2 separate regions of the Homo sapiens genome follow, and region 1 is linked to region 2. A link is a contact called in ENCODE Hi-C or POLR2A ChIA-PET data. All regions are on one chromosome and are shown on one strand. Each heading gives the region's core, a stretch centred on a gene start or an enhancer-like site at or near the end of the contact. The rest is flanking DNA. Distances are from core to core; before and after follow the strand shown. Region 1 has its middle 50 kb from the start of SKA1. Region 2 overlaps MYO5B (myosin VB).

Region 1 (3,611 bases), core at 851-3,350, 570 kb after region 2:
TGGCTGCATGTGGTCTGAACATTTGGTCCCCTGAAATATACTCTTTCATGCCCTTTTTAGTCAGTGGCTTCTGGGGAAGATCTTGAGAGAAACTTTCCCATAGTGGCTTTTCATCTTTTTTCCCCTACTCTAATAGACAAGATAGATCTGTTTGTCCACTTGACAAATATCTATTGAGCATCTACTTGGATTCAGGCATGGTCTTAGGGACTGAGGATCAGTGATCTCAAGAAAGATATAAGTTTTTTCTTCCACGAAGCTCACATTCTAGGAAGGATTACAGCTAAGTAAATGAAAAATAGTAGTGTGATAAATGCTTTGATATGGGCATAGAGGATATTACAGGGACATGTGAAAGCACCTAATATAAATGTATAGGGATGATATGGTTTGAATATTTGTACTCGCCAAATTTCATGCTGAAATTGCAATCCCTAATGTTGGAGGTGGGGCCTGAGGGGAGGTATTTGGGTCATTGGGGTGGATCCCTCATGGCTTGATGCTGTCCCCCTGATAGTGAGTTCTCATGAGATCTGGTTGTTTGAAAGTGTGTGGCACCTCTGCCTGTCTCTCTTGCTCTGGCTATCCCCATGTGACACACCTGCTCCCCCAGTCCCTCTTTACCTTCTGCCATGATTGGAAGATTCCTGAGACCCTCACCAGAAGCAGATGCTGGAGCCATGCTGATACAGCCTGCAGAACCATGAGCCAATTAAATCTCTTTTCTTTATACATTACCCAGCCTCAGGTGTTTCTTTATAGCAATGCAAGAATAGCCTAACACAAGGGATCAAGGAAAATTTCCGGGGGAAGTTGCACTTATGCTTAGACCTGAGAGTGATTAGGAAGAGATGGGTTCCAAGTAGAAGGAACAGCATCTAACATAGCCATAAATGACACATATACAGGTGAGAATCCAGGAGTATGCCCAACCTTCAAGTGTATCTTATACTTACCCTTTTCTTCCCTGCTTAAGAGAGCATGTAGAAGAATATAAAGTGAGCAATAAGTCATTGTAGGGATAAATATGAATCTGCTCTAACTTTTTAAAAAGATAAATCGTAAATTATTTACAAGTTTTCTGTTAACTGAGAGTCCAGATATGATCCCACAGACATGCACTTTCAAGATGATTTAATGTTCCAGACAGTGTCTTATGCATAGACATTCATAAGGAAACAAAAAAGTCATAAGGGGCCAGGTGTGGTGGCTCATGCCTGCAATGCCAGCACTTTGGGAGGCCGAGGCAGGCAGATCACCTGAGGTCAGGAGTTCGAGACCAGCCTGGCTAACATGGTGAAACCCTGTCTTTACTAAAAATACAAACAATTAGCCAGGCATGGTGGTGGGTGCCTGTAATCCCAGCTACTGGGGAGGCTGAGGCAAGAGAATCACTTGAACCCGGGATGCAGAGGTTGCAGTGAGCTGAGATCACACCACTGCACTCCAGCTTGGGTGGCAGAGCAAGATACCTTCTCAAAAAAAAAAAAAAAAAAAAAAAAAAAAGGCCAGGTGCGGTGGCTCACGCCTGTAATACTAGCACTTTGGGAGGCTGAGGCGGGTGGATCACGAGGTCAGGAGATCGAAACCATCCTGGCTAATATGGTGAAACTCTGCCTCTACTAAAAAATACAAAAAATTAGCCAAGCGTGGTGGCAGGCACCTGTAGTCCCAGCTACTTGGGAGGCTGAGGCAGGAGAATGGTGTGAACCCAGGAGGAGGAGCTTGCAGTGAGCTGAGATCACGCCACTGCACTCCAGCCTGGGTGACACAGTGAGATTTCATCTCAAAAAAAAAAAAAAAAAAGAAAGAAAGAAAGAAAGAAAGAGAAAAAGTCATTAGAGAATGCACTGAAGCAGGAAATGTGAAAAAGAAAAACAAATTTTCCTCTCTCCTTTGGTATGAGTAAACGTCCCCCACAAAATTCCTCCCCACTCCATGTGGTTGTACTCTGCTCTGCAAGTTTTATGAGTTTATGGATTCCTATTTTCTGTAACTAGTGACTGTAAATTTCTGTTTTTCATCTGAGTAGCACAGTGAAGGTCATGAGACATGCCTGAGCAGGACTGGACTGCAGCCATCTAGGCACCATAGTGAAGGATATGAGATAAGCTTGTGCAAGGCTCTTGAGCAAGCTGAGATAACAGCCATCTGGGCCGCATAGCAAGAGTCACATGAAAGCCTGAGTTATGAACCTGTCACAGTTTGATTAACTGCCTTTGTTCTGCTTCCGTACACTTGCTTTCATGCCACTGCACTCCACGCCACTGTAAACTTGTTTCAAACTAGCCAACCACCTTTCAGAAGTGTGTATAAAAGTCAAGCCCTGTCTTTGTTCAGAGCCCAGCCTTTGGATGTTAATCCACGGGGCCTAAGTGCATTCAATAAAATCTTCCTGTTCCACCCAGAGGTCTCTCCAGTCTCCTGATTCCCGCAACAGCACCATCTCCCCAAAGGTAATCACCATTAAGAGTGAAAACAAATTCTTCTAGTGTTTTTCCTTTCCAAAAAGATACACATTATCAAATTTACAAAAAGAGCCTTATGTAATACATGTATGACTGGCTTTTAACATGTGATAGATTATAAACATTTTCATGTTAATAAATACTGTTTTATAATATAGTTTAAATACCTACAGGCTGGGTGCAGTTGCTCACACCTGTAATTCCAGCACTTTGGGAGGCCAAGGCAGGCAGATCACCCGAATCAGGCATTTGAGACCAGCCTGGCCAACTTGGTGAAACCCCATCTCTACAAAACACAAAATTAGCCAGGCGTGGTAGCACACTCCTGTAGTCCCAGCTACTCTGGAGGCTGAGGCAGGAGAATTGCTTGAATGCAGGAGGCAGAGTTTGCAATGAGCCAAGATCATGCCACTGCACTCCAACCTCCTGGTTTGATCCCAGGGATCAAAGCCTGGGCAGTAAAGTGAGACTCTGTCTCAAAAAAAATAAATAAATAAATAAAATAAAAAAATAAATACATACTTTCTCATGTGATATATTTAATTAGTTCTGTATTGTTAGGCATTTTGGGTTCTTCCAAATTTTTATAAACATTATATCTCAAAAAAGTCTGTAAGTTGTGTAGATAAATCTTTCTAGCTTTAGAACTTCTATAAGCATTTCTTCCTTTTCTTAGGCTGAATCTGAGACCCACTCATCATACTTTGATTAGGTGATACAACAAAGAAAAATTTGGTTGTGAAAGCAGCAAGAGTAGAAAAAGCATTATGACTTCATTTTTATAAATAAGGCTTTCAATTTATATTTCCATGATAACTTTATCATTTGTTGATATTTATTTACCAAAGTGCTACAGAACTCTTCAAAATATGAAAAGCCATGGGATTTAACCATACAACAAAAATAATAATATTTTAAAATAATGTTTACCATTATATCAGAATGGAATGATTTTAGGTCTGAAAAAAGATGTTTACCATTACAAAACAAAGGAGGGTAATTTTAAAACTTGCTTTCATAATTTGTAATCAAATTTGGTAAAAAACTAATACTTCATGTAAATTCAGGGGGAGGTTGATTCATTCCAAGTTCAGGTTATTTAAAGCATTTAAAACTACACAAATGGCAAACCATTAATCATAA
Region 2 (3,683 bases), core at 78-2,577:
CACCTCTGTCGTCCCCGTAAACCTACAGACTGCAGAGCTCTCTAGGGTGGGGCACGCGAAGCTGACTCACACAAGGAAGTTAGGATTAATGAATGCCCAGGCCACCAGCCTCACAGGGCCATACTCCCAGAATTCTTAATTCTGTAACAAGCCAGGCACTATTGACAAAGATAAAAGTAGAGAACTGTGCAGCCCAGGCAGCCCACAGTGCTCAGGAAATCAGACACACGAGTAAACTAAAAACCAGTCAACCAACTTGCTTCAGCCGTTGGTTCCCAGAGGAAAGAACCCCTGGAGGAGCTCCTCCAGCTCCACTTAGGCCATTATGGGCCAAGGCCAGGGAGGGAGCGCCACCTCCTGGTGGGAAAAGAAAAAGCCCAAACTACTTGGCTCAGGATTTTTTGTTGAAAATGTAAGTGCTTGATATCAATTAATAAATCTACAAATATTTCCAGAGAGACCACTGTGACACACAGAGATAAGTTAACTCACTGCAGTCAGTCTCCAGCCACAGGGGGCAGTGAGGCTCGGCATCCAGGAAACTGGCTGGAGAACCTAGCATTGGGGCAACTCCCAGCCCCACCTGTAATGAGCCCGTGGCCCGGGCTAATCACCTCCACGCCCTGGGCCTCTCTTTCTTTACGGGTAAAGTGAAAGTAGCCTACTGAATTATCGCAAAGGTTTCTTCCAGATCTTTAATTACTAACCTTATTGCAAAGGTTTCTTCCAGATCTTATAAAAAGCCAGACAAGGCCTAGGATAATATTTACTTGGCCTCTGTGAAGATATTGGAAAAACAGGATCTATCAACCATGGCCCCGCCACAGTTAAGAACCTGCCTTCCTGGGGAAACAGACAAGATTCCTGCCAGCTCAGAGATGGTCAGTTTCCCGGTTCTAAAAAGCCCACTGTGTGCTCCACAGACAGCCTAACTTCTTTAGTTCATACCCAAGCTTTCTATTCAACCTCCTAGCATATTCCCTGGGACCTCTGGGAAATGGAAGGCACACTCCAAACACCAGGAACAACAGAGAAACATCTGAGGCCCTAGGCCTGGCCATATGAGGGTGAACAGTTTGTGGATTAATATGACCTAGCCATGAAATTACAGCAGACCCAAACTGTGCTGCCAACTCAGGACCAGCAGAACTTTGGGGAACATAAGGAAATGATCACCTCCTTGAAAAAAGCCAAGAGCTCTTAGTCAGGACTGGTTAAAGCTGGGCCCTCTGGGGAGGGGCTGGGCAGAAGCTAGCTCTTCCCGCCTTCTTTGCCATTCTGAGCAAGGCAGCCCACAGCAGCCGAGGCTCAAGGTCAAATGAGCCAACAGCTCCGAGCAAATCTTGAGACTGCACACAGTTCCTTGTCAAACACAGTCTCCGCTGTCCCGGACAGGCCCCTGGTGTGTGTATTGGCGGGGGGCGGCGGGTGTGAATAATAACCCCAGGTGCGCCCGACCAAGCCCAGGTGCCAATGCCTGGAGGCCTCCTGTCTTGCCGGGGACCTGCTGGATGGAGAGGAGCTGCTAGGAGGTTTTCTGGGACCTCGGGAATGCACCAGTCTCACTTTGGAGTTTTACACTCTTGATAAGGCTTGGGTAGAAGTGGACAGGAATCAAAGGAGCACTGTCAAAGAGCCAGACCAGAGCCCTGGCCACACTCCTGCCCCTACCTAACTCTGACTTTAAGTGCTCACCCCGAGGTGAGGTTGGGCTGAGGGCAGTGGCAACTTGTGCCCTCCTAAACCACTTCCCCATCCTTCTCCCATATACAGCCCTGAAAAGAAGACAAACTGCCCAGCACCCAGCTCATGTTCACAGCCCTCTTCCCCCTTCATTTTCCTATATATAAAATGGTGATAATGATGCTGGTGTCTCTTAGTTCCCAGAGGTAAAAAAGGAGAAAGCTTTGTGGAAGCAGAAGTGCCACCCGCATTCCTGCAGCTCCTCTCAGAGCAGCTCCTCAATAATAGCTTCTCTCCCCAGAGTTCAAAACAAGGGAAAAGACACAGTTATAGGGACCAAAACAAAACTCTACAAACTTATGAAGGTTAGCAAGTGATAAAAGTTCTGAACTTGAGGATCATGAATGCTTAAAGAGGCTATGACTGGGAATGTGATGGAAGCCCCCAGAAATCTAAGCAAAATTCAGCATATGAGTGTAACTTCCTCTAGGGAGAGGATAGATGTCATCAAAATTCTAAATGGTCTTTCACAAATCACACATGTGTAGATATAATTTATATTTAAACAGTAGAACTCTCCATTACAGGAAAACTGTAGGAAACGCAGAGCAGCTGTCTATCTCCAAAGCACCCCAGTTGCCAGGGTGGCCCTCATGGTAATGGGAATCCCCTTGTCATGGGCTCCACAGAATCCCAGTTGGGTCCCTGTTCCCTGCCTCTCCTCCCTCAATGCTGGGATTTGCAGCAATCATGAACACTTCCCAAAGCTAAAGGCCAGACTGGGAGAGAGGCAGGCCCACCATGGCCACTTCCACAGCACCTGGTGCAGCACACACTGCGAAGCTGGCTCTTCAGGCCTCCACTCCCCAGGGCAGCCAGCTCCTTTTCTGTACTTAACTCAGTTTCACAGGCTATTAATTTCCTATTGTACACCAGGCTTGCTGGGAACAGAATTATTTTAAGATATAATAAAAGCTATTTTTATTTTATCACCATCATTATTATTGCTGTAAAGGAAGACAAATCCAGGGTATTAAGCAGCCCCTGGGAAAACCTAAACTGGGGTCTGGATCCCTGACAACCGCTGCATGAATAAAAGAGGCTGCCAATGGTGACGGCTCTGAAGATCGGGGAGATACGCACACCGCTTGTCAGACCAAGCACACAGCTGCTTCTTCCCTTCTACTTTAGTATCACCTGGGCTTTTTCTTATTCATCTCATTTCTTATCTTCAACCCAAGATAATTTAAAATGACTAAATCTTGACTCCAGTTTTAGCACTGAGAGAGTCACCTTCATTCCTTTTCTCCCTCCTTTAGGGAAAAGAATTATACCTCTCTTGAAATAAATTTAATTTCCTCCTGGAGCCTGTGACACCACCTTCAACTTCTGATTACCTACTCAGTGGCTGGAAACTGCCCCAGCCTGAGTCAGGCCTTCCGGATTCTACCTTGACTCAGGCACAGGCCACCCGTGGGCCTAAGCTGTTCCACCCCCCCGGGCCTCAGTCTCCTTCTCTGCAGAAAGAGGGACTGGATGAAAAGATCTGGGAATCAAAGTACCAGAAGTCTTCAGTGACTCTGTGACATTCTTGCAAAAAAACTTAAAGTGGCACTCACAGTGCCACCTAATGACATTTTTGGGAAATGTTTGCTATTTTCACCAATTTTGAACAAATACTTGATCAACATTCTATTAGTTGAGGTAAGAGAGAAAGGTAGCCAGGGAAGAGGCCAGCTCCATGTTTTTTTTTTTTTTTTTTGGAGACACAGTTTTGCTCTCATTGCCCAGGGTGGAGTGCAATGGCATGATCTCGGCTCATTGCAACCTCCGCCTCCTGGGTTCAAGCAATTCTCCTGCCTCAGCCTCCTGAGTAGCTGGGATTACAGGCACCCGCCACTACGCCCGGCTAATTTTTGTATTTTTAGTAGAGACAGGGTTTCACCACATTGGCCAGGCTGGTCTCAAACTCCTGACCTCAGGTGATCTGCCCATCTCAG

The links. Hi-C counts contacts between places; a loop is a spot of excess contacts on that map. ChIA-PET counts read pairs that join two places held with the same protein, here RNA polymerase II (POLR2A). Pooled maps may share reads with other maps.
Region 1: a map of K562 shows a loop between it and region 2 (8-fold over the local background). The contact joins two enhancer-like sites. A Hi-C loop is called at or near these places in 1 of 168 maps with a recorded cell type or tissue (K562), 3 of 37 single-sample maps with no recorded cell type and 10 of 50 pooled maps. POLR2A ChIA-PET finds 5 or more read pairs at or near these places in 1 of 52 experiments (K562).

What each region holds. Positions count from the first base shown.
Region 1 is chr18:50,423,196-50,426,806 of GRCh38, forward strand. No RefSeq gene overlaps it. Among named protein-coding and RNA genes, the nearest start is that of SKA1, 50 kb to the left of the region's middle. RefSeq lists a cis regulatory region at 1,860-2,480. Within about 2 kb of position 2,101, at least 3 of the 41 ENCODE cell types and tissues checked have a DNase peak (open chromatin) inside an H3K27ac peak, as active enhancers do.
Region 2 is chr18:49,858,569-49,862,251 of GRCh38, forward strand. The region is part of intron 29 of MYO5B (myosin VB); the gene reads right to left. Among named protein-coding and RNA genes, the nearest start is that of SNHG22, 46 kb to the left of the region's middle. Within about 2 kb of position 1,328, at least 10 of the 41 ENCODE cell types and tissues checked have a DNase peak (open chromatin) inside an H3K27ac peak, as active enhancers do.